Linked DNA regions of Homo sapiens: region 1 is linked to region 2. A link is a loop called in an ENCODE intact Hi-C map of the cell type or tissue named here. Cell type or tissue: heart right ventricle. All regions are shown on one strand. Region 1 overlaps TPD52L1 (TPD52 like 1). Region 2 overlaps HDDC2 (HD domain containing 2).

What was found. A loop is a pair of places that touch in the nucleus more often than their neighbours do. Peaks named below come from ENCODE experiments on the same cell type or tissue, not always from the same donor. Only the 100,000 strongest peaks of a DNase experiment are listed, where the experiment ranks them.
Region 1: it touches region 2 in a loop (2.2-fold over the local background); 3 of 110 quality-filtered maps call a loop at or near these places.

The regions. Positions count from the first base shown.
Region 1 is chr6:125,232,662-125,236,661 of GRCh38, reverse strand. The region is part of intron 3 of TPD52L1 (TPD52 like 1); the gene reads right to left. Among named protein-coding and RNA genes, the nearest start is that of HDDC2, 67 kb to the left of the region's middle. In heart right ventricle, no CTCF peak of the experiment used is centred here; no DNase peak of the experiment used is centred here; H3K27ac peaks cover 1,388 bases.
Region 2 is chr6:125,293,155-125,297,154 of GRCh38, reverse strand. The region is part of intron 3 of HDDC2 (HD domain containing 2); the gene reads left to right. Among named protein-coding and RNA genes, the nearest start is that of HDDC2, 6.8 kb to the left of the region's middle. In heart right ventricle, no CTCF peak of the experiment used is centred here; no DNase peak of the experiment used is centred here; H3K27ac peaks cover 1,019 bases.

The sequences.
Region 1 (4,000 bases), 60 kb after region 2:
AAGTTGGGACTGGCTACTAGTTAGAGAATTCATTCTTGTGTTGGTTCCACATTTCTTCAAGAATTCTTACAATTAGACCCAATATTTAATTTTCTTTTAAGCTTTTCCATGTAGTTTAACTTTATATATTTGAGAATGTTTTGAACTAAGATATGATTTTTTAAACACTTGTTTGTGTGTGTGTGACATTCTGAATTTAATGCATAATTTAAATATAGCTAGCTAGAGAGAAGTATATATTGAAAATAGGTGATAGCTACATTGTGTTTTAAACACATTTCTATAGCAAAATGGGAGGTGAGCATATGCAGTGATCTGATTACTTTAGTGTGGTATTAATATTATTTATGTCCCCACCATGAAAAATGCAAGTCTATTTCTATATGAAATTTTATGGTTAAAATTCAGCTATACAGGTAGTTTAATGCAGTGTTAAAGATTTTAGGACTCCTTATTTCCAAGAATTATTTAATGTTAAATCTGAAGGGCACTGGAGCTAAATCCCTTCAGATTACAGATGATGAAACTGAGGCCCAAAAGAGTTATGTGAATCTTAGTGACACAGGTAAGTCTAGGGCCTAGTCCAGGGTGCCTGCTTTCCATTAAAATGTCTTGCTGCCTTGAAGATGATAGACATTTAAAGGTGAGTTGGGTCAGCTTTCTACAGTACCAGTGTTCAGAGAGAGAAATAATACTGTATTTCAAGAATGCTAAAATGCACATTTTCCCCCCACATTTTTACACCTCTTCCTTAGGCTAAACATCATATTCCTTTTATATATATATAGACTTGGGATCCCACTATGTTATCCAAGCTGGCCTCGAATTCCTAGACTCTGGCAATCCTTCTGCCTTAGCCTCCCCAGCAGCTGGGATTATAGGCAAGCGCCACTGAGCCCAGCTAACCATCATATTTCTTGAAAACAGTTAGTTGCTATTTTATATACATTACTTGGAAATCAACAATTGAAAGAGATTTCAAAAGGGTAAACAGTGAGAAAGGGTTATATGTCGGGAAATGATTTTCAAGAACAAAGTAATCAGAGACCCCATGAGAAATAGGCCATTGGGCTCCAAGTACTTAAAAGCACCAAGGAGCAGCACTCACACCATAGCCTAGGCCAAGCTTGTCCAACCTGCGGCCTATGGGTCACATGTGGCCCAGGACAGCTTTGAAAGCAGCCCAACACAAACTCATAAACTTCCTTAAATCATTATGAGTTTTTATTTTTATTTTTTGCAACTTTTTTTTCTTTTTAGCTGATCAGCTATCCTTAGCGTATTTTATGTGTGGCCCAAGACAATTCTCCTTCCAGTGTGGCCCAGGGAAGCCCAGATATTGGACATGCCTGGTCTAAGCAAATGGTACCTCAGGAGTTACGTATTGCACAGGCCCTGTAACCTTATGCTGCATCCTGATTGAACTTGATCTTAAAGTTGCATGAGTAAGATAGGTCCCCATCCAGAAGCTAGGAGCCTGAGTCTTGGGGAAAAAAACCCCTCCTATCAGCCAAAAGAAGTTGGTGTTTTATTATTATTATTATTATTATTATTATTATTGTTATTTGTAGACAGGGTATCACTTGGTCACCCAGGCTGGAGTGCAGTGGAGTGAACATGGCTCATTGCAGCCTCCATCTCCTGGGCTCTAGCAATCCTCCCACCTCAGCCCCCTAAATGGCTGGGACTACAGGTGCACGCCACCATATTTGGCTGATTTTTTGCACTTTTTGTAAAGATGCAGTTTCACCACGCTGCTCAGGCTGATCTTGAACTCGTGAGCTCAAGTGATTCTTTCACCTCGGCCTCCTGAAGGGCTAGGATTATAGGTGTGAGCCATGGCACTCAATGATGTATTGCATTTTACTCCCTTTATTATGCCATAGAATCTGGCACATCTTTAATACTTAAGATTGTTTTTCAACCCTATCATATAAAACTATGTGCAATAATATTCAAATAATGAAAAACAACTTAAATACTAATACCTTGATTGACTTGACAATCTTGTAACTTAAATAGAAATAGTATTTAGCATTTCAGATTGCTAGGTCTCTTACTTTAAGCTAAATATAGGTTCACCATTGCTGACTTACATAATTGATAGAGCAGAGGAACAATATGTTTTCCTTAAGTAAAAGCAGGAATGTGTAAGATATCTTTGAGTTGCCGTCAGTTGTGCATTAGGTGGCAGAAACGTTGAAAGTATATGCTTCAAGTCTGTGTTCTGTGCCTGTCCTCACTTCAGCTACAGGAGCGGAATCAGGAGTTTCCAATGTGAAGCTTCTAACTCAAGAGAACAACTGAAGCTTTCAGGTGAGTGAAGAGAAATTTGCCCTTGTGTGTTCTAAAGCCATTCTAGCAGAAAACACTGCTTTAGGGACCTGCACTTCCCAACAAGGCTCAAATCTGGTCTAGGGCTGAACATTAGCTGCCATTACTTTCATAGTTAAACATTTGCCTTTCTTTGGCAGCAATGGCAATAGCAGCTAATGTTTTTTAAAGCAATGGCAGCTAATGTTTATAGAGCACCTGATATGCATTAAGTCCTTTAAGACTGTTTACTGAGAGATGTTTGGTGTTGAGTACATGTAAACTTCCTGTTTTTCAATGAAAGTCAACAGGAAAGTGGGCTCTACTTTTCAGAAACTCAATTTGGCTGGAATGGATAGCATTTATTGGCAAGGACAGGTTAGCTGTTTGACCAGCACGCCAACAGGGGATCTTCAGTAGTGTGAGGTAAGGGTCTCTGCAAGCCAAATAAAAAGCATTCTGTTGACTTTTCATGCAAAGTCCACTTGACATGTTTTACTAATTTGAACATTGGTGTTAATAATCAAAAGGAGAAAGCATGTTGTTTTCTAAATTGTTTTGACTTAAATAAAGCATTTTTCTACATACAACTAGAAGAAATAAAAAATTCATCTTTTTAGAAGAAGATATTTTACAGCACGAATATATTTCCTCTTATGAGATTTAAAAGAAAGTGTTCCTTTAATGGTTGAATATGCAGCATTTCACCAAAGATACAAAAAAACATTTAAGATTATTTTATTCCAAAGGCTCCCTAAATATGTTATCAGAACATAAATTTACCACTTGAATCTAGAAGAAAAGAATCTACTTCCTGCCTTGTGTAATAAGATGAAAGCCTGAAGGTAAAAAGAATGAACAACCATGTGAGAGATTGGGTGTGTACATCTTTTAAAATTAGGTCTTTAATCTTCACTGGCACTCCTGAACTCAATAGTGCTACAACCAGGCTCCCTCATAAAAAGAGATAATAAGAATTCCTGACCATTAATGGCCTGGAAGTCTTAGAAGAACAAAATCAAAGAGTAAATAAATCATAAACTAACGTTCAATTTTTGAGCACTGTGCGTTTTTAAAATGCTGAATGTGAGGCTTTTCGTCCTCTTTATGTAGGATAAAATTATTAAGCTTTCAAAAAGATGGAATAGTTTAAATTCCTTTCCAAAACCTCTGCCCTCTGTCGACTTACCATTTAGATTGTGGCACGATTCAGAGGGGTTTATTAGTGGGGGGATTTCATGTTTCATGGGTTAGCAAAGCAGAATACTTGTTGAATACATGAAGCCCACTGCTTTGAATAGCCCACCATAAAGTTGTATTTCCTGATTCTACTTCTGCCTACAGAAGAGATTCAATTTCTCCTCCTTTACCCCAAAGTCACCCACCTCTCCCATGTCTCCTTGAAGTCTAAAGACAACATAAAAAGGCAGCAGAAAACCAAAAAATGGAGAGGACTTTTTTGTATGTTCTTAGATACAAATCTAGGCAAGTAAAAAACTATGACAAGAACAACAGCAACAAGAAACCCTGGATACCGATGATCCCTTGACCTTTTCCTGTATTCCTGGAATCTTTCTGTAAAGGAGGTAATTTCAGTCTGCTGTGTAATTATTCCTACTTATCAAGGCCTATTTCAATTTGAATCCTACTGCAGACTGAAATATGCCAAGATCTTTCATTAACATAC
Region 2 (4,000 bases):
AGGGAAAAAAATTCCTCAATTACACAGCTCATTGTAGGATAGTTTTATTCAAGGGTAAATCTGGACATTGTGGACGAGAAATCATATTCTAAAGTACCAGTGAGTCATTGAAGACCTTAAGGTGAAGAGAAGGCAAGGAAAAATGGGGCCTAGAGGAAAAAGACAGACTTCCCTCTGGAAGCACACAGTGAATTTGAGATTCACTCCGCAGAGGAGCAAGTCAAAACCTTCTGGAGAAGAACCAGTCAGTGTGAACCATCTCCAACAACTGGAAGTGAGGAGGACCTACGACTGTCCCTACAAGAGCTGAGTCCTGGCTGGTGACACCCCATGGACAGGCACAGAGGGGACCTGAGCAATCAGAGAGGATACTGCTGCCTTCTAGGATGCTATATCCTGGCTTTGATGAAAAACCTTTCCAGCCTCATTAAACCTCCTGACTGCTGCCCACTCCTGCTGATTCACAGGGGAATAAATGTCATAAGCAGAAGGCAATGGGGAAACATCTTAAAGAACCACAAGTTCTTGGACAAGAAACCAAAGGCTTGGAGAGCACTGATGTTCTATTGCCTCTTCCTGCTGCTGGTCAGGATTTGGGAAGAGAGAAGAAAATCAGGGAGGTGAACAATTCTTTATGCAGATGGTGTTTATGAACAAGATTTGGATGTCTGAACCATGCATTAAGATAATTAAATGAGGGTTTCTTGGCTCTGAGTGGAATTTGCCTAATGAGAACCAGGAAACCTCATTTGCCCTTGCTGGCTACATCAGTGAGCCTCTAAACTAAAGTAGGAGGGAGAAAAAATACAGTGGTCCCTCAGTATCTATGGGGTATTGGTTCCAGGACCCCCATAGATAACCAAATCTGCAGATGCTGAAGATAAAATGGTGTCGTATTTGTATATCACCTGCACATACCCTTCCATATACTTTGTCATCTCTGTATTACTTATGATACCTAATATAATGCAAATGCTATGTAAATAGTTGATAACACTGTATTGTTTTTTATTTGTATCTTTTTTTTTAATTTTTTTTTTTATCTATGGTTGGTTGAATCCGTTAATGCAAAACCCACAGATATGGAGGACCAACTATACTTGATAAACCTGGAAGGCTGATTGTTTTGGAGAAAAGTAGGTATTAAGATGAAAGGGAGAATGAGGGCATAGAAGAAACAAATTTAGAAAGGAGCCAAAAGCAATACTTGTAGTCTGGCCTCATTCCTAAACATATTAACATACACTTGATATTATGCAGGTTGATAATGCAGGTTGATAAATGATGTCTGATAAGGATCACTGTGATCTAGTGAGGTGGAACTTGAAGCTGGAATATAATGGTGGCAGGTCATATTCCTTTGCAAAGGGGAAACCTTATTGAAACAGAGGGCAGAGTCGTGGTATGCCTGTGTCTGGGAGGGTTAAAGTTGCTAAAGAACTTGGAGATTACAAAGAGAATGGAACTTTATCATAGAGTAAGTATGACAAGAAGGAGAAAATGAAAAACACAGCAAACATTTATAGAGTGCTTATTATGTGGCAGATTTATAAAGTGCTTATTATGTGCCAATAATAAGCACTTTATATGTGTATTAACTGTTTAATCCCTATGATCCCTTTAGGTAGGTACCAATATTTAACCCCACTGTGTAGATGAGAAACCTGAAGGACAAAGAGGTCAAATGACTTGCTCAGGGTTCCACAGCTAGTATTAATAAATGGCGAGCCGGGTTTGAAACCCAGTCTGGATCTGGTCTTCAGTTGACTACTACACTCTTCAGCCTCATCAGTGTCTGAATGATGAATAATACCTTCCAGTTACTTGTCACAAAACTGACACAAAATATTTGCTGAAAGCTTCATTCAGCTCGGCACTTTAGGCAGATTTTTGACATATTTTGCTAACAGAGGAAGAGGCTAGGGAAGCTGTCACTCTAAATCTATGACTGAACAACAAGGTGAAACTCAGTATAGAAGTGGAAGTGTCAGGGCTCATCGCTTGCCAGGAAGGGAAAGGCTGGCATACTCAGCTGTGTACCCTGGACCTCAGCCATGTTGATTTCAGAGGGTTCAATTAAAAAGGCATGATTCTGGCATGTGCTGCCAAACAAAGAATATTAACTCTCTACAAGGTTTCAAAAATGCTATTCTGATTGTGTGATTAACAAATATCAATCAGCCTAGATTCAGAAAATCATAGTTCAGTTTCAGGAAGAGAGCAACAACGTATTTGCTGTTTTGTTTTTTAAAGAATATGGTGATTTTGAACAAAAAGAAGCCTATTAATAACTTAGTAATTGGATGTGATCACCAAAAAGCCAATTCAGTCTTACACTGCACTTAAAGGAATATAGTATCTAGCATGAGGAAGGTGATGATTCCATTTTCTTCCACCTTGGTCAGATCATACATATATCACTGTATTCAGTTCTAGGTGTGTCATTTTAAAGAGAATAAAATAGTCTCCTGTCAGAGCAGGACTTTCATGTTTGCATTCTACAGTTGAGATGTTCATATACCTGTATGTACATATGATTTAGTTCATTCTTTTCAACTGGAAGTAATTGGCAAACTTGTGTTTCTGCAATAGTGTAGAGAAAAGGAATCTATAAAGACACAGTTAATTTGTGAAAATATAAAGTATTTTCTCAAGTATTCTTGCTGAAATTTATGAAAAAGAAACAAGGGAGAATGCATGTACAACATAAGCTAAATTCCTTCCTACTAAGGGTAGTGTGATGCTACCACTCTGTAACTGAACAAGCCATTCAAGATGGTGATGTTATTTATAAGAGTGGATTGTTGACATTGGCAAATGTGGTTTGCTCTGGAAGTGGTTGTATTCTGTAACATTTTTTTTCTCCCAGTAATAAATAAATATACACACAAATGTCCAATTTTATTTTCACTGCTTTCCTGCAACTCACTATTTTATTTTATGTAAGACCTTTATATTGCCAAAAATGGTTTTTATAGCCATATTCCGTTCAAAGAGCCTAACCTCTGTGGTTAGAAGAACTGAGGCTGATTAAAAGGTATGGGATGAAGGTGGTGAAGGAATTTGAAGCTTTTTGAGAGTACTGGAGTAATTCAGAAATAAAGGAAGGATACTGGAGTAACTCATAAATAAAGGAGAAGACTGGAGGATAAGGGTAGCTCCTGGGATCTTTGAGACCAGAAAGTACAGAAAGCCTAGAAGTACAGGACACCCTCTACTCTTATTTTGTCTCTGCTTTTCATTAGGTTTTGGCTAACTCTCAACGCTTCTCCTTGTGGTGGGGAATATGGCTTCTCTCCTAGCCTCTGCTTGACAAATGCAGATGGCCCCTGAATGCCTGGTTTGAATTATAAGATTATCTCTTAGACCAGTCACTGTGGCCACAGATAGTCCAGCCCAGCGGGGTCACTGTCCACCTGTTTGACGTTGTGTTTGTGGGTTAGAGAGGAAAGCAGGAGGGATGGGTTAGGTGTGGTAGAAGAACTACAGGGAAAATTTTCAGCTTGATATAAGAAAATAATTTCTGCCAGTACTGTCTAAGGCAGCCTCTTGAGGTACTAGGCTCCCTACCAATGCACACATTTTTGGAAAGAGGATAGAACTGTTCCATGATGCTATTGAAGGGTTCAGATACTACATGGATGGTTTAGCTAATTGCCGTTTAATATCCCTTTTCAGCCTGTGAGTCTGTGAGCCTACAAAATTCTATCATGTAACTTCGTTTATGTTAATGGCAATAATCGCTCATTTGTATTGTACTTTACATCTTGCAATAAAAACATGTTAACAATAGAAAATGAATATACAAAAAATCTCTTTGAGCTTTGTAATTCAGTATTCCTTTCCCATTCTCCCCACTCAGGTTTGTTTTGAACTCTCATATGCTTATGATTGAAATGTATGTGGGTATGTTGTGATTTATCCACAGATGTAAAATCCTTGAACACCTCTGATATTTCTGTAATTGTCTCATGACCTCCTCATTGTCCTTTTCTATGTC